2 separate regions of the Homo sapiens genome follow, and region 1 is linked to region 2. A link is an interaction called in ENCODE POLR2A ChIA-PET data of the cell type or tissue named here. Cell type or tissue: PC-9. All regions are shown on one strand. Links, peaks and the distances in the headings refer to the core of each region. The heading gives the core; the rest is flanking DNA. Region 1 has its middle 32 kb from the start of LINC03140. Region 2 has its middle 41 kb from the start of LINC03140.

The links. Peaks named below come from ENCODE experiments on the same cell type or tissue, not always from the same donor. Only the 100,000 strongest peaks of a DNase experiment are listed, where the experiment ranks them.
Region 1: POLR2A ChIA-PET joins it to region 2 with 11 read pairs; 3 of 35 experiments call an interaction of 5 or more read pairs at or near these places.

The regions. Positions count from the first base shown.
Region 1 is chr4:128,531,939-128,544,926 of GRCh38, reverse strand. No RefSeq gene overlaps it. Among named protein-coding and RNA genes, the nearest start is that of LINC03140, 32 kb to the left of the region's middle. RefSeq lists enhancers at 8,640-9,293, 9,294-9,947. In PC-9, for the core only: no CTCF peak of the experiment used is centred there; a DNase peak (open chromatin) is centred at 6,636.
Region 2 is chr4:128,604,776-128,617,763 of GRCh38, reverse strand. No RefSeq gene overlaps it. Among named protein-coding and RNA genes, the nearest start is that of LINC03140, 41 kb to the right of the region's middle. RefSeq lists enhancers at 2,045-2,544, 2,545-3,046. In PC-9, for the core only: no CTCF peak of the experiment used is centred there; no DNase peak of the experiment used is centred there.

The DNA.
Region 1 (12,988 bases), core at 2,210-10,209, 73 kb after region 2:
CGCTTCTCCAGGCCATGCTTGTGCACGTCTTCATAAGCACACATGAACTGTATATACCAGCCTTACCTCAGGTTTTAAAAGTCCTTGTTGTGGAAGTAGCAGGAGGTCTGCTGATGTGTACAAAACTAACTGATATTCAACTCCCCCATGTCCTTGGAGTCCACTTTCCCTCCCCAGCCTGTCCAGGCACACATGGCAGGAGAGATGACACTCCAAGCAGAGGTGCACGTTCTTGTAAGAATGAAAATTATTCTGGAGAGCTCAGTGTTTTCTGGGTTTTACCATGGAAGTATCTAGTCAGGCGCAGCATTTTCTGAGGCAATTCCTCTGTGCGGCTAATGCCTAATAATCTTCCAATATAAATAGCTCCTGCTGGGCTTTTGATTTTCACACCTTGGTGGACTCGTTGAGAGATACTTTACAGCCGGTTGCAATGCTGAGAAGCCAACATGTTTTTCCCCATGCCTTTGCTGATAAAGGACTTTTGAATCGCTGTGATTGTAGCAATATTAAACTCCCATGCATGGCTGTTGGACTTTAGTCTCTCATTAGTATCAGGTTTAATGAGGTCAGGCTAAGAGAAGATTGTATGTTCTTAAACTGAGTTGACATTGATTGTCACTACCATGGAGTGGCCTACTATACTTTAAACCCCTGGTTCAGAGGGAATATTTCATTTTTGCTAACATTGTCTTCCATTGTGAAGACTGATTTCAGCATAATGATCCATCACCTGAGGAGATTCACTCTGCTGCTTCGAAACTCATATCTTGTAACCAGACATTTTATATTCTCTGAGTCTCCCGTTCCCAGCTCCCCGGCTTACTGCACCTGCTTTTTCATAGCTCACGGCCCTCTCTCCTTACAGGGGATGCCACAGAGATGTTCACCTCTCACTTCTTTTTCTCCATTTTCTTTTTCAAGAAACCTTGTCACTTACACACAGTTTCCAGCTCAAGAGCAAGCCATCTATCATCACATGAGGTGAAAGTGGCACGGAGCAATGTGTGCTGAAGCAGAACCAACATGGAAATGGTGAATTTGTTTTCACAAAGTGTCAAATGGACCGAAGCGTCCTTAACACACTGGCTTTACCCCGGAATGGCATTTGGAGGGCAGGGAGGTGATATTTTCCTCAACCCAAGGCTAGGAGGTCAGATGAGCAGCAAGAAGATACTGGAAATCCATCCCAACTGTCTCCCTGGGTCTCACGTCACCCTTTCTCTTTGCACATCTGCTCAGTCTCCTCTCTTCCTCTGCTCACCAGCCTTCTCTGGTCCCAGCCCATAGAGCAGAGCTCATGACTGCCCCAGGTCTCCTGAGGACTCATAGTCCAACCATACTTCTCTCCAGTCCCAAATGCAAATTACCAGAGTTGCAATTTCAGTTGACCCCATCTGGGTCAGCTGCCAATCCACTGGAGCCAGAGGTCAGGGGCACATGCACCTAGATGTTCCTGGGGGCCATTTCCTCTGACTCCAGGCACCCAATTAAGAGTGTTATTACAAGCTGGACAGACATACCAAAGTGCATCCAATATATGCACCTGTCCTTAAGAGCATAATAATACTTCAAAAAATCATCATGATGCATTCTATAATTTATTTCACAAATAATCAATGAACCCCTAATTTGTCAGGCACTGTGCTAGGCTCTGAGGATTCAGGCAGATGATGTCCAGCCCTCTAGTGGGAGAGATAAACAAAAGAACAACCAACTTACAAACAAAATAATAACAGATTGCAATAACTGCCACATAAAAAATGGAAGGGGTTATGTGACAGAGTATTTGAGGGATGCACGTGGAGGCATGCTTGTCTGAGGCCCTCTTGAAGAGCTAATGTTAAATACCTAAGGAAGAAGGTGATTTCAGTAGAGGGGATGGTGGGGGCCCTGAGGTGGAAAAGAACCTAGGGGATACAATATGAGTTTAGAGACACAGACAGGATCCAGTTCATTTGGGGCCTGTGAGCCATGCTAGGAGGTGGGGCTTTTATTCTAAGGGCACAAGGAAGATGTTGACAAAGGTCAAGCAGAGGAGAGCTTGATCTGATTTATGTTTTTAGAAGATGACTTTGGGGTGGGATTGTGTGGAAGCAGGGAGGCTGGTTAGGAAGCTGTTGTGGTAGTTCAGGAGAGAGAGCAGATGAACCTTTGGGAGGGTGACAGTCATTAGGATGGACAGATGTTACAGTCCAAATGTTTGTGGCCCCCAAAATTCATACATTGAAATCCAATCCCCAATATGATCATATTAAGAGGTAAGGCCTTTAGGAGGTGATTAGGTCATGAGTGGGGAGCTCTCATAAATGGTATTAGTGCTCTTATAAAAGAGCCTGAGGGGCTCGTTTGCCTGTTCCACCAGGTGAGGAAGCAGCAAGAAGGTGCCATCCATGAATCAGAAAGTGGGCCCTAACCAAATCTACTGGCACCTTGATGCAGGACTTCCAGCCTCTAGAACCATGAGAAATAAATGTTTATTGTTTATAAGCTGCTCAAACTGTAGTCTTTTGTTTTAGCTGCACAAACAAACTTAAGACAATAGAAGAACCAGATTCTAGATGTATTTTGTAGTAGGACAGCCCAGAACTTGCTGATGCATAGGATTTGAGGTGGAAAAAAAAGAATTTCAGATGACTCCTAGCTTAGGTTTCAGTGGCTGCATGGATGGTGAGCCATTTTCTGGAATAGGGCAGATTGGAATGACTGACCAGATCTTTATCACAGAAGACGTCAAAGCAAGAACTCTGCAGCCCCAGACATCGAGGTTCTTGGAACCTGATCTGCTGAGAAACTCTTGGTTCTCTCTGTAGTCCAAGGGCTCTAATTCTCATAGACCATCACCGTAATTCCACTTCAGTCACCCCAACCACACCTCCTCCCTCAAAACCTACCTATCTATCCCTAGGATGCTTAGAGGAAGAAAGGCTTGGGGTTGACGCAGTGAATTAACCCAAATATCAATTCTCTCCTTTCTAACTCTGTACATTGTTAGGACAACTTTGCTCCAAGTGCCCTATCAGCCTCCACCTCTACAATAAGGGCAGGGAGAACATATTTACTTCACAGAGCTTTCATTTTTAAAACTGAAACAAAGCTATACATGTAAAGTACTTATTCCAGTGCCTACATTATGGTGAGTATTTGATACACATTGGATGTCATTATTCTTAGCATTTCTTTTTTTTTCATTTCTTTTACTTTTTTCAAGGTAAATTTATTACCAGGTACAAATTTGCTGCTTATACACAGAGACTGGAAATAAGTTTTGTTTGTCTTTAGCTCCACAGATGACGGGTGTTTTGTAGCAGTATAATTATCCAGGCAAAAAATTTCACCACCAGGAAAATAGATGTTCAATTGCATTTGCCCAAAATAAAAACTAAGATAAAGACAGAAAATCTTTTCCTGATTTGTGAAATTATTTGTATGAAATGTCTTACCAAGATATAAAATTAAATTACATTTAGTTATACATTTAATTAATTCCTTATTGAAAAGAATAAAATACATGAAATGAGAACTATTCCAGAAATTCAGTACATATGGTCATTGTCCAATGGAGATCAATATAATGGGATTTTACTTGCATTTCCTGCCAAAGAATAGCTTTTCTGGCAGGTAGACATTACTTAGAGGTTGAAGACAACAAAAGAATGTCTCACTAAGGAGCGTTCTGGTATCTCTTTTCCTATAAATTCTCAAGTGTGGAGCAGACAGAATATGTCCACTAATTAAATTTAATAATCTCTTTCAAGAGGTTAGCACTTATGCTACCTAACGTGATTTCCTATTCCATATCCCTCAGCCATTCATTTTGTCTTGGAGGCCATCTCATCAGACAGGAAAATAATAAACTCTCAAGACTGGGGGCACCTTAAAGGCCAACTCATCCACCTCTCCATCAGGATAGAAAATAAATGAGATAAATAAATATTCTCTGCTGTTCGAGTTCTACCCAAAGCATAGAATAGCCAATAGCCTTGGATAGAATATACAAGGGAATAGCTACTGCTATTCCCACCATCCCACATTCAGCTGCCCTTGCAGGAAAAGCAAGTAATCCTGCCTCATTGATGGGCAGAGCTCCACCGTGTTCACAAAGTCAAAGCAATCTCCTACTGAGATTCCATGATAGGCCTCCTCTTAGTCTTAGTAGTGGCCTTTCCATTTGAAGGAAGTCCTTATGAGCCACAAATATCTGATAAAACCCAATACATCAAAGAAGCAGGATGTGCTAGGTAGAATAATGAACCCCTAAAGATGCCCACATCCCAATCCTCAGAACCTGTGAATGCATTCTTTTTGCACATGAGATATGATATTTATATGGTAATATAACATAGACATGTATACATATGTACATTTCTGTTCATATATATGAAGTATATTGTTACTAATCAGTGGTTAACCTTGAGATGGGGAGATTTTCCTGTTCTGGATTATCCAGATGCCCCAACGTGATCACAAGGGTCCTTATAAGTGAAAGTAGGAAGCAAGAGAGTGAGGGTCAGAGTCAGAGAGAGACTGGAAGAGGCTGCCCTGCTGGCTTTAAAGATGCAGGAAGGGGCCATGGCTAAGAAACGCAGGCAGCCTCTAGAGGTGGGAAAGGTAAGGAAACAGATTCTCCCACAGAGCCTACTGAAAGAAGCACAGTCCTGAGGACATTGCTTCTAAGCCTAATAAGACCCACTTCAGATGTCTGGCCCCAGAACTGTAAGGGAATAAATCCATGCTGTTTTAAGCCACGAAGTTTGTAGTCATTTGTTACAAGAGTAATTGAAAACCAATATGTAGGGTGGGTAAACATGAGAGGGTAACAAGAGACTTCATTTCCTCCCGAAGCCTCTTGGAAACCTCACAGGAGCCCCAGTTGAAGAGCTGTGTATGTGTGTTCCTGACCCCCAAAGGCCAACCTACAGCTTCCAGCTACTGATGGCTTTTTATCACGGCATAGTGAAGGCAAACCAGGTACTCATGTGCAAAATAATTTCAAGGAGAGAGTTAAGGTGGGGAGAAATTAAAGGACATTTTAACAGGCCAGGCATGAAGTGGTGAGCATGGGAACAGAGTAGCAGTGATTCAAGAAAAGCCATAACTTTTGGGTCACTCCACCACCACCAAGCCTTAGCCATCCTGGCTTTCCCGTTGTTCCTACAACTCACTGTGCTCATGGAGAGCTTGGGCCCTTCTGCCCGAAAAGATCTTTCCCCTGATAGTACAAGGACTCAGAGCTCACCATTCAATGGCACCACCTCAGAGAGCTTTTCTGTGCCCACCCCATCTATAGCGCCATCCAGGCAGCATTATATGACTTTGCTTCAATTCTTTACTGAGCACTTAACAAAATTTCATGAGTTTCTTATTTACATGTTTACATATTTATTTATCATCTATTTTCTCCACCTGGAATATAAGCTCCATGACAACCAGCACTCTGTCTGTCTTCTGCCCACTTACATTCCCAGGGCCTAGATGAGTACCTGGCACACAGGAGGTGCTCAATAAATACATATAGAAGGAACAAATAAAACTGGAAAGTCCTCAGTTACTCATTGGATAGAGAAGGAAACAGAAGGATGAATCAGGAGTGCTGGGAAGGGAAGAGTGTGTTCCCTTTAAACGATACGGAAGAGGGACAGGGAAGTGCTGGGTAGAGGAGGGCGGGTCCCTGGCTAGGGCTTCACCCCCACAGACCTTGGTGAGGACAGGCACTTCTGCCTATGTGCCCAAATGTTACATTTCCCAAGATCACCCTGGCCCACCACACCCCCATCCTGGGCCTACAAAAACCTGAGACCCTAGCGAGGCAGAGAGAGGTGGCTGGACGTCGAGAGGAACACGTCATTGGAAGTAGGCACAAGTGGCTGGATGGCGAGAGGACATCGAGGGGAGCATGCTGGCAGAAGAGCACACCGACAGACACTGCAGGCCATCGACTTGCAGGTCGAGGTGGAGCTTAGCCAGGGCACTCTGAGGAGAGCAAGGGCACCCAGCGGCCCAACTCCAGGGGAAAACTATCTCCCTTCTGGCTTGTCCATCAGCGAAGAGCTACTTCTACTCAATAAAACCTTGCATTCATTCTCCAAGCCCATGTGTGATCCGATTCTTCCGGTACATCAAGGCAAGAAACCCTGGGATATGGAAATCCCTCTGCCCTTGCCACAAGGTTCATCGAGCTGGTTAACGCAAGCTGCCTATAGACGGCAAACTAAGAGAGCACCCTTTAACACATGCCCACTGGGGCTTGAGGAGCTGTAAACATTTACCCCTAGACACTGCCGTGGGGTCGGAGCCCCACAGCCTGCCAGTCTGTATGCTCCCCTAGAGCTCTGAGGAGCGGGGCACTGAAGAAGCAAGCCACACGCCCCTTGCACGCCCTGCAAGGGGGACAAGGGAACCTTTCCCGTTTCAATATATGGCTCCAACATGTTTACCCTTAAGTACCTAGAGAGGTTGGTGCCATGGACAGAGATAGGAGAACAGAGAGAAAATGTAAATTCAGGACATAAAGCCAAGGATGAGTTTGATTTTCAGTATGTCAGGCATGAAATAATAGCAGGAAGTCCTGTGGGCACTTGAACTCATCAACTACCAGTTCAACTTGTTTTTTCATCATCTTCCTAAACTGGCTCCTGTTTTCTTCCTCTCTCTACTTCATTTGGTGACACCACCATTCAAGCAGTTGTCCAAGCTAGAAAGCTAGGAATTTATCCTGGACTCCCTTCTCTCACTCGTTCCAAAATCCAATCAGGCCAATTTTCAAATTGCCAAATTTAAGTAAGAGGCATATTTTTTCTTCCACATATGCTGCCCTTTTCTTTGATGAATCCTCAGTATGCTATCTTGCAGTTGTTTTTTAAAAAATAAATACACTTACTCAGTTTCCTCAAGGTAAAGATAACATTTTAACAATGAATGAAAAAATAACTACTTTTCAAAAGAAACCCCTATCGAAGAGAACTTTAAAAATAGATGTTTAAAAATGGTTCCATCATCTTGTGATTTTATTGCCAAAAATAACGTAAGGGGGTCATGTGTACACACATGGGTATCAGAACACTTTAAAAGCTTGGCATTTACTAACCTATTTTACGTTTTTTAGAAAAGAGGTTCAGCAGATAACGGCAACTATTTGTTAACACGACAAAAAGTACATATCTCTTCCAGTTAGCCTGCAAGAACAACTGATTGATATCAGGGATGAAACATATTTACCAACTTGAATTTCATCAAAGACATTTGTGTCATTACTAATAGAATTGAGCACGGAGTCTCATGATTAGTAAGTGTGCTTCCATTTGGAGTTCCATATCTTTATAAGGCCTTTTCCAGCTATATCAGCCACTACAAGCAAGAACTGAAATACACTGAGAACAAGACCTGCAAATCACTGTATTGCAAGTATTAAACCAAAACTTAAACAGAATAATTAGGTGTATTCAATCATTAGGTTTGTCTATTATAAGTAAATAAAATTATTTTAAATGCTTTAATCCCTTTTCTATTTTATCCTTTTACTGTTTATATTTTGGACAATGTTTTTAAATAGATATAATATATTAGTGGAGCAATAAGCATATAGTTGATTTGAAATATAAGTACACTGGGAGTGTGCAGCAGAGATTTCCATACCCACAGGATGTTCAATCACTGGAGCCAGAGGAGCCACCACAAAATGCACACAGCCCACAGCATGGAAACATTTCCATGGCTCCCCATTTTACGCAGCTGCCATCCTCTGTGACTATCAAGATGGGCGATGTGCTTGCACAGAGGTGTACTGTCTTCTGGGTACACTTAGATTTCATGAAACCTGAAAGACCTGGTAAGGAAGTAAAGCACAGCAGCAGTTTGTTACTACTGTAGCCACTAGCTTGCTGCTTGGATAAGGTGAACAAAGAGTTATGCTCAAGCACTGGCTTCTAGCCCTCGCTCCATCCCTTTCTCTCTCTCAAGAAAGCATATGGAATGCCAGTGGGGGACAGTCACCATATTCTAGGGATAACCTTGAATCTGCTCTAATTTAGGTTTCTAAAGGAGTAAAGCCATTACAAACCTAACACTTTATTATTAGTAACACATTGTTTGGCTGCACCCCAGTGAGTTAGGACTCCCAGGCTGAAAACCTCTTCCTTACAAAATCCCATTTCAGCTTCCCCATCCCTGCTTTCCTCTCACACCTCACTTTCTACCACCTTTGGTCTCACACTTTACCCTCAGGTGCCTGCACATATCATGCTGTTTCTTACTTTGTTCATAGTCTCCTTTGCCCAACATTTCTTCTACTTGCCATCCCCACCTGACTAACTTCTATTTTGCCATTAGGATTAAGCTTAATCCCACCACTGGGCATCTACCCAAAGGAAAAGAAATCATTATATTAAAAAGATACCTGCACTTGCATGTTTATTATAGCACTATTCACAATAGCAAAGTCATGGAACCTACCTAAGTGTCCATCAACAAACGACTGGATAAAGAAAATGTGGGGCGTGTGTGTGTGTGTATAAAATATATATGAGTGTGTGTGTATATGCACACACCATGAAATACTATGCAGCCATAAAAAAGAATGAGATCATTGCTGGCAAGATGGCTGAATAGGAACAGCTCTGGTCTGCAGCTCCCAGCAAGATCGACGCAAAAGGTGGGTGACTTCTGCATTTCCAACCGAGGTACCCAGTTCATCTCATTGGGACTGGTTGGACAGTGGGTGCAGCCCATGGAGGGTGAACCAAAGCAGGGTGGGGCGTTGGCTGACCCCGGAAGCGCAAAGGGTAGAGGAATTTTTCTCCCCTACCCCAGGGAAGCCATGAGGGACTGAGCCTGAGGAGCCATGCACATTCTGGCCCAGATACTGCACTTGTCCCCTGGTCTTCGCAACCCACAGACCAGGAGATTCCCTCTGGTGCCTACTCCACCAGGGCACTGGGTTTCAAGTACAGAACTGGGCGGCCGTTTGGGCAGACACCAAACTAGCTGCAGGAGTTTTTTTGTTTTTTTTTTTCATACCCCAGTGGCACCTGGAATGCTAGCGAGACAGAACTGTTCACTCCCCTGGAAAGGGGTGCTAAAGCCAGGGAGCCAAGTGGTCTGGCTCAGTGGGTCCCATCCCCACAGAACCCAGCAAACTAAGATCCACTGGCTTGAAATTCTCACTGCCAACACAGCAGCAATCTGAGATCCACCTGGGACGCTTGAGCTTGGTGGGGGGAGGGGCGTCCGCCATTGCTGATGCTTGAGTAGGCAGTTTTCTGCTCACAGTGTAAACAAAGCAGCCAGGAAGTTGGAACTGGGCAGAGCCCACTGCAGCTCAGCAAGGCTGCTGTGGCCAGACTGCCAGATTTCTCCTCTCTGGGCAGGGCATCTCTGAAAAAAAGGCAGCAGCTCTAGTCAGGGACTTATAGATAAAACCCCCATCTCCCTGGGACTGAGCACCTGGGGGAAGGGGCGGCTGTGGGTGCAGCTTCGGCAGACTTAAACGTTCCTGCCTGACAGCTCTGAAGAGAGCAGCAGATCTCCCAGCACAACGTTCAAGCTCTGCTAAGAGTCAGACTGCCTCCTCAAGTGGGTCCCTGACCCCTGTGTATCCTGACTGGGAGATACCTCCCAGTAGGGGCTGACAGACACCTCAGACAGGAGCTCTGGCTGGCATCTGGCAGGTGCCCTGCTGGGATGAAGCTTCCAGAGGAAAGAACAGGCAGCAATCTTTGCCGTTCTGCAGCCTCTGCTGGTGATACCCAGGCAAACGGGGTCGGGAGTGGACCTCCAGCAAACTCCAGCAGATCTGCAGCAGAGGAGCCTGTTAGAAGGAAAACTAACAAACAGAAAGGAATAATACATCCACTCAAAGACACCATCCGAAGGTCACCAACATCAAAGACCAAAGATGGATAAATTCACAAAGATGGGGAGAAACCAGCGCAAAAAGGCTGAAAATTCCAAAAACCAGAACGTCTCTTCTCCTCCAAAGGATCACAACTCCTTGCCAGCAAGAGAACAAAACTGGACAGAGAATGAGTTTGACGAACTGACAGAAGTAGGCTTTAGAAGGTGGGTAATAACAAACTCCTCTGAGCTAAAAGAGCATGTTCTAACCCAATGCAAGGAAGCTAAGAACCTTGAAAAAAGGTTAGATGAATTGCTAACTAGAATAACCAGTTTACAGAAGAACATAAATGACCTGACGGAGCTGAAAAACACAGCACAAGAACTTCGTGAAGCATACACAAGTATCAATAGCTGAATCCATCAAGCAGAAGGAAGGATATCAATGATTGAAGATCAACTTAATGAAATAAAATGAGAGGACAAGACTAGAGAAAAAAGAATGAAAAGGAACAAACAAAGCCTCCAAGAAATATGGGACTATGTGAAAATACCAAACCTACGTTTGATTGGTGTACCTGAAAGTGACAGGGAGAATGAAACCAAGTTAGAAAACACTCTTCAGGATATTATCCAGGAGAACTTCTCCAAGCTAGAAAGACAGGCCAACATTCAAATTCAGGAAATACAGAGAATGCCACAAAGATACTACTCGAGAAGAGCAACCCTGAGACACATGATTGTCAGATTCACCAAGGCTGAAATGACGAAAAAATGTTAAGGGCAGCCAGAGAGAAAGATCGCGTTACCGATCAAGGGAAGCCCATCAGACTAACAGCGGATCTCTCAGCAGAAACCGTACAAGCCAGAAGAGAGTGGGGGCCAATATTCAATATTCTTAAAGAAAAGAATTTTCAACCCAGAATTTCATATCCAGCCAAACTAAGCTTCATAAGTGAAGGAGAAATAAAATCCTTTACAGACAAGCAAATGCTGAGAGATTTTGTCACCACCAGGCCTGCCTTACAAGAGCTCCTGAAGGAAGCACTAAACATGGAAAGGAACAACTGGTACCAGCCACTGCAAAAACATGCCAAATTATAAAGACCATTGACACTATGAAGAAACTGCATCAACTAATGGGCAAAATAACCAGCTAGCATCATAATTACAAGATCAAATTCACACATAACAATATTAACCTTAAATGGAAATGGGCCAAATGCCCCAATTAAAAGACACAGACTGGCAAATTGGATAAAGAGTCAAGACTCATCAATGTGCTGTATTTAGGAGACCCATCTCATGTGCAAAGACACACAAAGGCTCAAAATAAAGGGATGGAGGAATATTTACCAAGCAACTGGAAAGCAAAACAAAGCAGGAGTTGCAATCCTACTTTCTGATAAAACAGACTTTAAGCCAACAAAGATCAAAAGAGACAAAGAAGGGCATTACATAATGGTAAAGGGATCAATGCAACAAGAAGAGCTAACTATCCTAAATATATATGCACCCAATACAGGGGCACCCAGATTCATAAAGCAAGTTCTTAGAGACCTATAAAGAGACTTAGACTCCCACACAATAATAGTGCGAGACTTTAACACCCCACTGTCGATATTAGACAGATCAGCAAGACAGAAAATTAACAAAGATATTCAGGACTGGAACTCAGCTTGGACCAAGTGGACTTAATAGACATCTACAGAACTCTCCATCCCAAATCAACAGAAAATACATTCTTCTCAGCACCTCATTGCACTTATTCTAAAATTGACAACATAATTGGAAGTAAAACACTCTTCAGCAAATGCAAAAGAATGGAAATCATAACAAACAGTCTCTCAGACCACAGTGCAATCAAATTAGAACTCAGAATTAAGAAACTCACTCAAAACCGCACAACTACATGGAAACTGAACAACCGGCTCCTGAATGACTACTGGGTACATAACGAAATGAAGGCAGAAATAAAGATGTTCTTTGAAACCAGTGAGAACGAAGACACAACGTACCAGAATCTCTGGGACACATTTAAAGCAGTGTATAGAGGGAAATTTATAGCACTAAATGCCCACAAGAGAAAGCAGGAAAGATCTAAAATTGACACCCTAATATCAAAATGAAAAGAACTAGAGAAGCAACAGCAAACAAATTCAAAAGCTAGCAGAAGACAAGAAATAACTAAGATCAGAGCAGAACTGACAGAGATAGAGACAGAAAAATCCCTTCAAAAAATCAATGAATCCAGGAGTTGGTTTTTTGAAAAGATCAACAAAATCAATAGACCGCTAGCCAGACTAATAAAGAAGAAAAGAGAGAAGAATCGAATAGACACAATAAAAAATGATATAGGGGATACCACCACTGATCCCACAGAAATACAAACTACCATCAGAAAATACTATAAACACCTCTACGCAAATAAACCAGAAAGCCTAGAAGAAATGGATAAATTCCTGGACACATACACCCTCCCAAGTCTAAACCAGGAAGAAGTCGAATCCCTGAATATACCAATAACAGGTTCTGAAATTGAGGCAGTAATTAATAGCCTACCAACCAAAAAAAGTCCAGGACCAGATGGATTCACAGCCAAATTCTACCTACCAGAGGTACAAAGAGGAGCTGCTACGATTCCTTCTGAAACTATTCCAAACAATAGAAAAAGAGGGAATCCTCCCTAACTCACTCTATGAGGCCAGCATCATTCTGATACCAAAACCTGGCAGAGACATAACAAAAAAGGAACATTTCAGGCCAATATCCCTGATGAACATCGATGCGAAAATCCTCAATAAAACACTGGCAAACTGAATCCAGCAGCACATCAAAAAGATTATCCACCATGATCAAGTTGGCTTCATACCTGGGATGCAAGGCTGGTTCAGCATACGCAAATCAATAAACATAATCCATCACATAAACAGAATCAATGACAAAAACCACATGATTAGCTCAATAGATGCAGAAAAGGCCTTCAACAAAATTCAACAACGCTTCATGCTAAAAACTCTCAATAAACTAGGTATCTATGGAACATATCTCAAAATAATAACAGCTATTTATGACAAACCCATGGCCAATATCATACTGAATGGGCAAAAACTGGAAACATTCCCTTTGAAAGCCAGCACAAGACAAGGATGCCCTC
Region 2 (12,988 bases), core at 2,295-10,294:
TGTTTCATTGATCCTTTGTATTATTATGATTTTTTTTTTTTTTTTTTTGAGACAGAGTCTCGCTCTGTCCCCCAGGCTGGAGTGCGGTGGCGCCATCTTGGCTCACTGCAAGCTCTGCCTCCTGGGTTCACGCCATTCTCCTGCCTCAGCCTCCCGAGTAGCTGGGACTACAGGCGCCCGCCACCACGCCCGGCTATTTTTTTGTTTGTTTTTAGTAGAGACGGGGTTTCACCATGTTGGCCAGGATGGTCTCAAACTCCTGACCTCATGAGCCACCCACCTCTGCCTCCCAAAGTGCTAGGATTACAGGCTTGAGCCACCACGCCTGGCCTATTTATTTATTTATTTATTTTTTTTTGAGACAGAGTCTTGCTCTGTTGCCCAGGCTGGAGTGCAGTGGCGCGATCTTGGCTCACTGCAAGCTCTGCCTCCAGGTTCACGCCATTCTCCTGCCTCAGCCTCCTGAGTAGCTGGGACTACAGGCACCCGCCACCACGCCCGGCTAAGTTTTTTTTAGCAGAGATGGGGTTTCACCATGTTAGGCAGGATGGTCTCAATCTCCTGACCTCATGATCTGCCTGCCTCAGCCGTCCAAAGTGCTGGGATTACAGGCGTGAGCCACCATGCCCGGCCTTGTATTTTTTTCATTTAGACTCTGTTTTATTTAGTTCTGCCCTGATCTTTATTACTCTTTCACTAATTTTGAGTTTCATATATTCTCACTTTTCTAGTTCCTTGAGATGTCTCCTTAGGTTTTTATTTGAAATCCTTCTCTTTTTTTTTTTCTTTGAGATGGGGTCTCACTCTGTCACACAGGCTGGAGTGCAGTGGTGCAACCTTGGCTCACTGCAACCTCTGTCTCCCAGATCAAGCGATCCTCCCACCTCAGCCTCCAGAGTAGCTGAGACTACAGGTGTGTGCCACCATGCCTGGCTAATTTTTGTATATTTTGGTAGAGACGGGGTTTCACTACATTGCCCGGGTCTCGAACTCCTGAGCTTAGGTGATCCACCCACCTCAGCCTTCCAAAGTGCTGGGATTACAGGCATGAGCCACTGCACCTGATCCTGATTTTTTTTTTTTTTTTTTGAGACAGGGTCTCACTCTCTTGTGCAGGCTGAAGTGCAGTAGAGTGGCATGATCTCAGGTCACTGCAACCTCTCTCTCCTTGGCTCAAGCAATCCTCCCACCTCAGTCTCTTGGGTAGCTGGTACTCAAGTGTGCACCACCACACCAAGCTAATTTTTTGTATGTTTTGTAGAGACATGGTTTCGCCATGTTGCCCATGCTGATCTCAGACTCCTAGGCTCAAGCAATCTGCCCATCTCAGCCTCCCAAAGTGCTGGGATTACAGACATGAGCCACTGAGCCCAGCCTCCATTTTTTTGATTTAGGTGTTTATTGCTATAAACTTTCCACTTAGCATTGCTTTTGCTGTATCCCATAGATTTTGATATGCTGTGTTTCTATTTTCATTTGTTTCAAGAATATTTTTTATTTCCATCTTACTTTTTTGTTGAGTCAATGGTTGTTCAGGACTGTGTTGTTTAATTTCCATGTATTTTTATAGTTTCCAAAATTCTTGTTGGTATTAATTTCTAGTCTTATTCCACTGTAGTCTGAGAAGACAGTTGATATAATTTTGATTTTAAAAAAAGTTGAGACTTGTTTTGTGGCCTAATATATGGGCTATCCTGAAAAACATTCCATGTGCTGATGAGAAGAATGTATATTCTGTAGTTGTTGGATAAAATGTTCTGTAAATATCTGTTAGGTCCATTTGGTTTAAAGCGCAGATTAAATCCACTGCTTCTTTGTTGATTTTTCCATCTAGATGATCTATCTCATGCTGAGAGTAGGGTGTTGAACTCCCCCACTATTGTTTTATTGGAATGTTTTTCTCTCTTTAGATCTAGTAATATTTGCTTTTCAAATCTGGGTGCTCCAGTGCTGAGTGCATATGTTTTCAGAATTGTTATTTCATTTTGCTGGATTGCTCCCTTTATCACTGTATAGTGACTTTCTTTGGTTTTGTTTGTTTGTTTACTGTTTTTGACTCAAAGTTTGTTTTATCTGATATAAGTATAGCTACTCCTGCTTGCTTTTGGTTTTCATTTTGTGTAATATTTTTTTTCCATTTCTTTACTTTAAGTTTATATGTGTCTTGGCAGATAAAGTATATTTCTTGTAGGCAGCATATAATTGGATATTTTTTCTTTATCCATTCAGCCACTTTATACATATTAAGTGGATAATTTAATCCATTTACATTTAAAGTTATTACTGATACATGAAGTTTTGAATGGCACTTGAGAAGTATTCAGCTGCCAACAGTGTTCAGCTGCCAACAGTGGCTGGGCAGGGCAACCTCCAGGCCCTTGGACAGCATGCTTGAGAACTGGAGGACAGGACCAGGATAGTGGACTTCAGGCTCTCTGGTAGTGTGTTCCATCACTGGTTATAATAGGCAAAGGCAGGTGGTCCCCAGGCTGTTGGCAGAATGCTCAGGTAGGGGCAGTGGTGGCTGTGCTGTGGGCCTGTCTCTGAGGAGGATGGGGCCACTCTCAGTGAGAGCAGTTTAGGAAGGCAGCTATGGGATGTGCAGTTCTCTCACCTTTTGGTCCAACAACAGACTGTGGCAGAGGAGGAAGTAAGATTTGTCGTTGGTGTGTGTAAAAGTGCCATCCTCCTCTCTTCTTTGACAGTCTTCTGGGGGCTGAGTGCTCAGAATGGTGCCATGTGGCAGTTGCTTGGGGCTCAGAAGCCTGTGGGACTCAGTGTGAGTGTTCTTTCTAAAGTAGTGCCTCTACACAATCTCTAAGTAGCTCTGTATGTTCGTCTGAAGCCCAAGAAGGTCAAGGTGCTTTCCTGTGGCTAGGAATGTAGAAGTCCATGGTGGGAATGTGGAGCCCTGGGGGTCATTCACTTACCCTTTCCCTATTTAAGGGAGGTTTTCTCAGCTTCCAGCTGATCTTGACCCAGTAGGTTGCCCTGCCTCCCTCTCCTTCTTTGCTTTTGATGCTTCCTACCACTTTCCTGTTGAATTCTAGTGTTTTCTCTTAGATGATCTATTTGAAGTGTGAATATCTACTTGCCATTTTTTTTCCTCTCCACAGAAGAGCTGTGTACTAGCCGCATTTAGTCAGCCATCTTAGATTTCTTCCACTGGTTCCTTGGTGGGTTGCTGACATCAATTGCTAGAAAAGCTTTTCCTCTTCCCCAGGGCCTTTCTGAAGAATTGTTCTATTTTTTTTTTTTTTAAAAGGGGGACTATGTTATTTAAAAAATGTCAACATCATAAAAGTCACAGACAGGCTTCAGGACTGTTCTACATTAAAATAGTAAATGGACATGACAACTAAGTACAATACTTTAGGTTAGACTTGATCCTGTTCTTGAAGGGGGAAAAATACCATAACAGATATTGCTTTAATTGACAAAATTGGCATATGAATTCCAGGGTAGATAAAAAGTATTTTATTAGGGTTAAATTTACTAAAGTTGATAACTATTCTGTGGTTAAGAAGAGAATAGCCCTATTTTTAGGAAAAAAGAACAGAGATATTTAGAAGAAGGTCATAATGATTCATCCAATTTATTTTCAAATGGTATAGAAACAATTCTGTGTGTGTGTGTATATGTACATATATATGTGCACACACATACATATATGTATTTATAATAAAAAGGAGAGAGAGATCAAACAAAAAAGCAAGTAGGATAAAGTATTAACAATAGGTGAATCTGGATAAAGGATATACAGGCATTCCATATACTATTCATACTTTCAACTTTTCTGTAAACTGGAAATTATTTACAAATAAAAGTAAAAAATAAAACAAAACAAAAAATGTTCCGTCCTTTCTCTGTTGTCTGAGGATGTTTAGTAGACCCTTCATAGCCTGGCTCTGGCTCCTTTCTGGCTGCACCTGCTACTATTTCCTTTCTCACACCCCAATAAGCAGCCCAACGCTTCCCATTCCCCAGAGTACACCTCTCTGCCTTTGCACCTCTAGTTTCTTATATTTGGAATGGTGTTCAGCTTCCTTCCTGCTCAGAAAATCCTCATTTCCTCAAGGCTCAGCTCAAAATGATCTCTTCCATGAAGTTCTCTGAAAAATCTTTTAGAAAGTTTTAAGCAAAGTTGAGGTGCTCAGAAAACTAGAGAGAGACACAATATGCTTTGTTTAATCAGAAATGTGCAAAATAAAAGGTCTGGAAAGAGTTGGGTAATTTTGTCTCATAACTTTCTTTTCACTTTTAAAAATTCTTGCATCATTCAGTACAGTTTTAAAGTCTTCACTCTACATGGAACTTCTATTTGAATCTTTCTACCATATTATAGTAAGTTATTTTATTTTATTTATTTATTTATTTTGAGACAAAGCCCCACTCTGTTGCCCAGGCTGGAGTGCAGTGGTTCGATATTGGCTCACTGCAACCTCCACCTCCTGGGTTCAAGCAATTCTCCTGCCTCAGCCTCCGGAGTAGCTGGGATTACAGGCACCCACCACCATGCCCCGCTAATTTTTGTATTTTTAGTAGAGACGGGGTTTTGCCATGTCGGCCAGGCTGGTTTCAAACACCTGACTTCAGGTTATCCATCCACCTCGGCCTCCCACAGTGCTGGGATTATAGGCATGAGCCACCGTAACCAACCTACAATAAGTTATTATTATTATTTGAAACGGGGTCTCACTCTGTTGCCAGACTGGAGTGCAGTGGTGCAATCTCGGCTCACTGCAACCTCCACCTCCCAGGTTCAAGTGATTCTCCTGCCTCAGCCTCCCAAGTAGCTGGGACTACAGATGTGTACCACCATGCCCAGCTAATTTTTGTATTTTTAGTAGAGACGGGGTTTCACCATATTGGCCAGGATGGTCTTGATCTCTTGACCTTGTGATCCACCCACCGTGGCCTCCCAAAGTGCTAGGATTACAGGTGTGAGCCACCATGCCCAGCCTAATAAGTTATTTTATATTACAACAACAATTTGTATATCTTATAAGATACCGTGCTGTATCATAATTATTTCTTCAGGTATCAGTTTCAGCAATCACAATGTGGAATAAGAACTATCTTATTTGTCTTTAAATCTCTTCCAACACTTTGCAAATGCCTAGCATGCAGTGGGCATTAAGCAAATTCAATGATCATTGTATAAAACAACCTAATTACCAAATTTGATTTAAACATGCATGTACATACAACTCTCAAGTTTAACATCACTATTATCCTAGCAAACAAATGGGAAAGGCTTAACAAAAATGTTTTCACTGGACTTACTCTTCTCGTGGGCAGTCTAATAAATAAAGTCCATTTTTTTTCAGTCCTCCTCAGGCAAAAAGACATGTAATATATGGGTAAATAAATGATTATAGACCCATACAGAGTGAAACCTTTTAACTACAAATTTACATAGAGCCAAATCTAGTTAGGGTCAGAATTTGAAAATCCCACCAGACTCAAAGCAATTTGTAAGTAACAAAATTCCATTCAAATTGATTTATCTCTGATTTTTAGACTGTGTTTTAAAAATACTTTTGTCTAAAGGTAAATCGGTCTCTGAACAAACATCAGAATCTCTGTAGCTTTGTTATGGCTAGGTTTGTCAGATGAGCGTATGTATTAGAGTTCTCTAGAGGAACAGAACTAATGGAATAGATATATCTATTTAAAGGGGAGTTTTTTCAGTATTAACTCACATGATCACAAGGTCCCACAATAGGCTGTCTGCGGGCTGAGGAGCAAGGAGAGCCAGTCTGACTTCCAAAACTGAAGAATTTGGAGTTTGAGGCGTGGAATCATCCAGCACAGGAGAAAGATGTTGGCTGCGAGGGTAGGCCAGTCTCTCTTCACATCTTTTCTGCCTGCTTTTTATTTGAGCTGCACTGGCAGCTGATTCAATTGTGCTCACCCAGATTAAGGATGGGTCTGCCTTTCCCAGCCCACCGACTCAAATGTTAATCTCCTTTGGCAACACCCTCAGAGACAAAGCCAGGATCAATATTTCGTATCCTTCAATCCAATCAAGTTGACATTGAGTACTAACCATCACAGTGTGTATGTTCATCTGCCTTTTGGTTTAAAAAATATACTTATTTTATACTTATTTTATACTTTGAACTCATGAGGACATTTATATTTGTACATATTTAAATAAACACTATCCATGTACTAGATTTTCTAGAAAATAAAACAGTTCCTTCTAGGATTCAAATTAGAATCAAAAATCAAAGTAAATTTGTGCTTTTATGCTCTACGAACCATTGAAAATGACACATGCACAACTTTCCCAAATCTAATTTAAATCTTAGCTAAGAATATCCTAGCATATCAGTTGTTTCCTGGAATTTTAATATTTGAAGAGGTGGAAAGAAATGGGTTTTTTTTCTTTATTTAAGGATAGAGTTAAATAACAACTAAGAATTTTATTTTTTATAACAAAGCTGCAATGTTTTGAGCACTATTATGTTTTAGCACAATATGAAGTCTAGAGATTCTTATATTAACTTAGTGATCTCAGACTTTTTACAAATAAAAAGTGTAAATTTTTATTCCATTGGATTCTATTACTCCCCTTTGTGTTATAATTGTTCTCTTTTTTTTTTTTTTTTGAGACAGAGTTTCTCTCTTGTTGCCCAGGCTGGAGTGCGGTGGCGCGATCTTGGCTCACTGCAATCTCTGCCTCCTGGGTTCAAGCGATTCTCCTGCCTCAACCTCCCGAGTAGATGGGATTACAGGTGCCCGCCACCACCATGCCCAGCTAATTTTGTATTTTTAGTAGAGACGGGGTTTCTCCATGTTGGTCAGGCTGGTCTCGAACTCCTGACCTCAGGCGATCTGCCTGCCTCAGCCTCTCAAAGTGCTGGGATTACAGGGGTGAGCCACCACACTTGGCCAATTGTTCTATTTTTTCAGTAGAGCTAGTTCTTTTTTGTGTATGTGTAAGACAGGGTATTGTTCTGTTGCTCAGGCTGGAGCGCAGTAGCACAATCACAGCTCACTGCAGCCTTGATCTCCCAGGCTCAAGCCATCTTCCTGCTTCAGCTTCCTGAGTAGCTGGGACTACAGGCATGTGGCACCACACCTGCCTAATTTTTTATATTATTTGTAGAGATGGTGTCTTGTTATGTTGCCCAGGCTTGTCTTAGACTCCTGAGCTCAAGCAATCCTTCCACCTAAGTCTCCCGAAGTGCTGAAGTTATAAGCATAGGCCACCATGCCCAAGCTAGCTAGTTCTTTTTACAATTTAAAAATTAAGTGTACACTGCAACCAGAATTCTTGATTTGCAGAGCTCACTTAGGGACTGATAAGGACATGCTGCTGACTCAAAAGGATGAGAAGCTTGCATTTGATGATGCTGAGTAAAACCTAACTCCCTGAGTTCTAGTAATTGCCCACAACACATTATTTTTTCTCCTCTTTTTTTACTTCACTTTTCCTCATATATGACATGCAACTCTGAGAATTAGAGGTGTCTTACCTGGAAAAGAAGAGAATTAGAGCAAATATAATTGTCATGGGCTAACTCTTGCAGATCTCAGCTCAAGAAGTCAGAACCCATAGGTGAAATTGTAGGGATAACACCAGCTCAGTGTAAAGAATTTCCAACATAAACAGCTACTGCATAACAGAATGAACTGCCATGGAAGAATACAACATCCAGTCAAGGCATGTAGTCAAGGAAGAGCAGATAACCATCTGCAAGAGGATTTCAACACTGGACCAGACAGTCCTATAGTAAGTTGAAGTCTAAGACCCTATAATTATGTGATATTGGAGATTTAATGTTTACAATATTATTGTCATTCCATCTGGTTCCTGGTACTAAGTCTTTGTTTTTTGTTTTGTTTGTTTGTTTTTCTTTTGGAAACAGGGTCTCGCTCTGTCACCCAGGCTGAAGTGCAGTGGCATGATCTTGGCTCACTGCAGCCTCAACCTCCCAGGCTCAAGCAATCCTCCCACATCAGCCCCCCAAGTAGCTGGGACTACATCCATATGCCACCATGCCTGTTTAATTTTTGTATTTTTTGTAGAGATGTGGTTTCACCATGTTGCCCAGGCTGGTCGCGAACTTCTGAGCTCAGGCAATCCACTCACCTTGGCCTCCCAAAGTGCTGGGATTATAGGCATGAGCCACTGTGCCTGGCCTGTGGTACTAAGTCTTCCCTGACATTTTGTCAGTAAAGGTCAAAGTCACTGGAAATGGTCACTGCACCTAACCTAAGTGTCAGTTTCCTGATCTATAGAGTAGAGGATTTGATGAATTTATCTCTAGAATTCTGTCTACTTCTAGTCAGATTCTTCACTGACATGAAGTCACCACTGTGTATCTACCTTACTAACCTTTTTTGGTTAACATGTGGGAAATTTAATAAATTCCTGACATTTTTCAACAACATTTATAACCTTTGGGGATCAGTTCATTTTCACCAATTCAATTTTAGTCATCTTGATTGCTTTTGTCAGAGGGGAAAAATAATGTCACATAATTAAAATAATAAATAACCTCCCAAATAATGTATGTTTATTAATCTTATGACAGAACCTCCAGCTATATTTTGTTAGAACTAAATTTAAAACAGCACATAACTTGCAGCTCTTGCAAGTTCTCACAATTTAAAAATTGAAGATGTGTTACAAGCAGAGTTCATGAATTATAGAGCTCAATGATTATATTTGATAAAGTATCCTCTGATCTACAATTACAGACTGATGAGAACATGCTGTTGATTCAAAAAGATTGGAAAATCGCATGTATCACTTGCAGACTGCTGGGACCAGCGTACCGCAGGCTGCTCAGGTATAGAGACGCATCTTCTAGGAGTGCCAATTGCCCTACTCTCTGGGACTGAACTAACTAATACCCAACCTCTGAGGTCCTTAACACCTCATGTATTCAATCTGTGGTATTCTTAACACCTCACCTCTGAGACAGTCAACATTGTGTCAGGTGTTGAAGCCTAAGCCTCTGAAGCCAATGTTATGCTAAGCTGTACAGGAGCTGAAACTACAACCTCTGGCTCAAGAACATCCCAAGCAGTGGCCTGTGCAGAAACTCCTGCAGGAACACCCCTTCATCAGGTCTAGTGAGCCAAGTCCTTGCAGCAGTAGGGCCAGTAATCACTCCCATTCCCATTGACTTTTTTTTTTTTTAAATCAGTTAATGCTTAAATATAAGTCCACCTCAGTCATCAATCTCTTTGCCTGATTTTCCCCACTGCTCCTGGATGAGCCCTCTGTTCCTCCTCTCTTGCTCAGGGCTTCCACATGCCTTCTGGAACCGTTGCTTTGTATTCAGCAAACTCCCCTATGTCATCACTCTGTTCTCTCAACCATGCCTTCACCTTTTTGCTCCAACAAAAACCTGAGTTTTCCCTGAGGACATTGCTTCTCCTTTAGTCCTCTGAAGTGGTGACCGTCTGCTTTCTCACATCAGGTGGAGAAGGGCTTTGCTGTCCCATTGTTCCCCATTGTCATTTCCAGGTCCCTTGTCCTTGCACTCTCTCATCTGAGTCAGTGTGGAGCTATCTGATAAGGCCTCCTTTCCCCCTGCTGGTAGCTATCATTTCTGGGCCTCCCATTTACTCTTTGGGACTGTTCCCCTCAAATCCAAACTCTGCCAATTGCTGCAGTAATTTCAAAATGCAAAGTTGACATACATGATAATCTGGCCTCTGAGTCCCAACTTCCTTATCTCCAATGACCTTTAGCTTCTCTCCATCCAAGCTACCCACTCTCAGGGTCACATTTGGACCTTGTCATCATCTGCAACAGATCTATTGCCAAAACCGCTGATTCAAGCATCCTGCTTTTTTATTTTTTAGTTTTTGAGGTGGAGACTCACACTGTCACCCAGGCTGGGGTGCAGTGGCACGATCTCTGCTCACTGCAACCATTGCCTCCGGGGTTTAAGTGATTCTCCTGCCTCAGCCTCCCGAGTAGCTGGGATTACAGGCGCCTGCCACCAGGCCCGGCTAATTTTTTGTATTTTTAGTAGAGATGGGGTTTCACTACGTTGGCCAGGCTGGTCTTGAACTCCTGACCTTGTGATCCACCCGCCTTGGCCTCCCAAAGTGCTGGGATTACAGGCATGTGCCACCTTGCCCGGCGCATCCTGCTTTTTGACCACACCTGCTTCTCCTTTGCCGTTCCACCCACCATGACTATTTTGTGTCCAAATTTAGATTTTCAGCCCAGTAACCCCTTCTACTTTCTACCAATTCATCAGGTCTCTTCTTTTATCCTTTGTCCCTTATCCAGCTAAAATCCCATGGACTGTAGTTTCCGTAACAGTTTGTACATTGTCTCCCCTACCACAGAGCCTTTGCCCATGGTAGTCTCTCAACCTACAATGGTTTTGCTCATCACTTTCCTGGTTAATTCCTATTCATCATTTAGACCAATGCTGGTCAGTAGAACTTCTGCAGTGATGTAAATATTATATACCTGTGCTGTCCAATTCTGTAGGCACTAGCCACATGTGACTATTGAGCAGTTGATGTGGCTAGTGTGACTGAGAAACTGAATTTTAGGTTGTTTTGTTGTTGTTGTTGTTGTTGTTGTTGTGTTTTTTCATTTTTTTTTTGTTTGTTTGTTTTTGAGACAGAGTCTCGCTGTGTTGCCCAGGCTGGAGTGAAGTGGTGCGATCTGCAACCTCCTCCCGGGTTCAAGCGATTCTCCTGCCTCAGCCTCCCGAGTAGCTGGGATTACAGGCATGCCACCATGCCTGGCTACTTTTTGTATTTTTAGTAGAGATGGGGTTTCACCATGTTGGCCAGGATGGTCTCGATATCCTGACCTTGTGATCCACCCGCCTCGGCCTCCCAAAGTGCTGGGATTACAGGCGTGAGCCACCATGCCTGGCCTGAATTTTAGTTTTATTTACTTTTAATTAATCTAAATAACTACATACAGTGGCTGCTATTTTTGTCAGTGCAGCTTTAGCTCTCACTCAAACTCACCTTCCTTAGGACAGCTTTCCCTAACTCCCCATGTGATTTCAGGGTCCTCTGTTATATTGTCATGGCTTTATCCTTGCCTTCACAGCACCTATCTTAGTTCGTGATTATATAATTGTTGTGTGATTGTTTGACTGTGTCTGATTGCTTACCATTGGATCCCCAGCATCCAGCATAGTTCCTGACATACCATAAATATTTTTCAATAAATGAATGAATGGATGGACATTGTGAGAGGAAGAGGAGGTGGTGCAGATTAAAATTGCTGCAAAGAATCTTCAGTGGACAATCCTCATGACCCAAAGAAAAATGACTGCACTACTGGAGTTAGGGGTGCCACCAATGAGTCAGCTGAGCAACCTATTTCCAGGGCCACTTGGCCAGCATTGGTGCCAATGAGTGCAAGGACTGTTAATACTGACTCACAGGCCAAAGACAAGCTCCTTGTCCTCAAACTATAAGCATCATCTCATTATTCACGTTCTATCAGGTTACCATTAGTCAGATTTCAACTGTCAAAACAATATCCTCCTCCAGCAGAGCTATGAGCCTGATAATTTATTCTGATATACTTTGGCTGCTACCAATTTTTTGTAACTTAAAAAATACTGGGATACTATATTTGAAAGTAAAGCACATTATTTCAACACCTGATTTACTCAATTTAACATATGGCTTATATCTTAAATGTGTTTTTAAAAGATTATATATTCTCAAATTGATAGAATTATAATTTCCCCCATTTAAGGTTTACATAATTAAATATAGGCATGTAATTTTTGTGGAAACAGATACAATATGATCTAGAACACTGTAAAATATTCCTGCTCAGAAAAAAATAGATAAAATTCAAAAAGGTCCTTCCAAATATAACACTTCCATTTTTTCAGTAACAACTTTGAGAATTCCTTTCTAATATCAACAGTTTTTAAGGACTTTCCATTTATAGTAATTGTACTTTCAGTATTCAGTTAAATGAGAAAACACATAAGATAAAAGCTTCTATAAACCCAATAATGTTCTGAAACTTATAGCCATTAATCAGCATGTACTTACATATTCTTAAAAATAAGAGTACAAATATATTTGCAATATAAACAATGTTTGTAGTGGAAACACACATTTGCTTCACTATCCCAACTTCCCCACCATGCTCTCCGGTTTGTTTCTGTTATATATTTGGTGGTTCGGTAACTCAGAAACTGATCCAAAATTTAGAGTAGAAAATGGACTTACTGAAGGGGGACGGTCTTAGGCAAAATGCAAACATATATACATATATGTGTTTGCTGGGTGTATTTATTATATATATGTCGCATATTACATGTACTCTTGACAAGAGAATCATAGAACTTGGAGATATTCCAAAGTTTATCTGGGCTATTTCCCATAATGCAATAGAGTAGTATCTAGATCATTCATAACAGAAATAGCTGAATGATTTGGGTGCATTCAGCAATGAAAGAATGTTATTATTTTATAGTGGCTTTAACATAGGAGAAAAAGTGTTTTCCCAATAATTATGATTATTGCCATTAAAACCTCCAAGGTTTTTGGTTTTCACTCTACTACCTATAGGTGTGTGGAGTAGTGCAAAAATCTAATCCATGTCTATTCTGCAACAGAACAGCCTATCAGATCATTTCCCAGTTAGAAGCACCTGCCTTTCACTGATTCAAGTCATACTTTAGCCCTGGGGCATTCTCTTATGGCATGTTTCTTTTATGATGCTGGTTTATGTCAGTTTGGTTTTTGCATGTAAATGCCGTCATTCTTAGAACTTCCTCCCCCACCTTACCTAGTTATGATAAGCACAACATCAGTGAATCATGAGAACGTAATCCTGAAAACTTCCCCATTTTAGGAACTGCCTTAGTTTTGCAAAGTATTTTATAGAAATACTATGTTCATATTTTAATAGAAATATAATCTAGACAAAACCAAAAAGCAAACTTCTTTCTAGGTAAACTTCCCTATGAGGACTCTGCTGTTACATTTTCCTCCTCTGTAGTTAAGTTTCCTA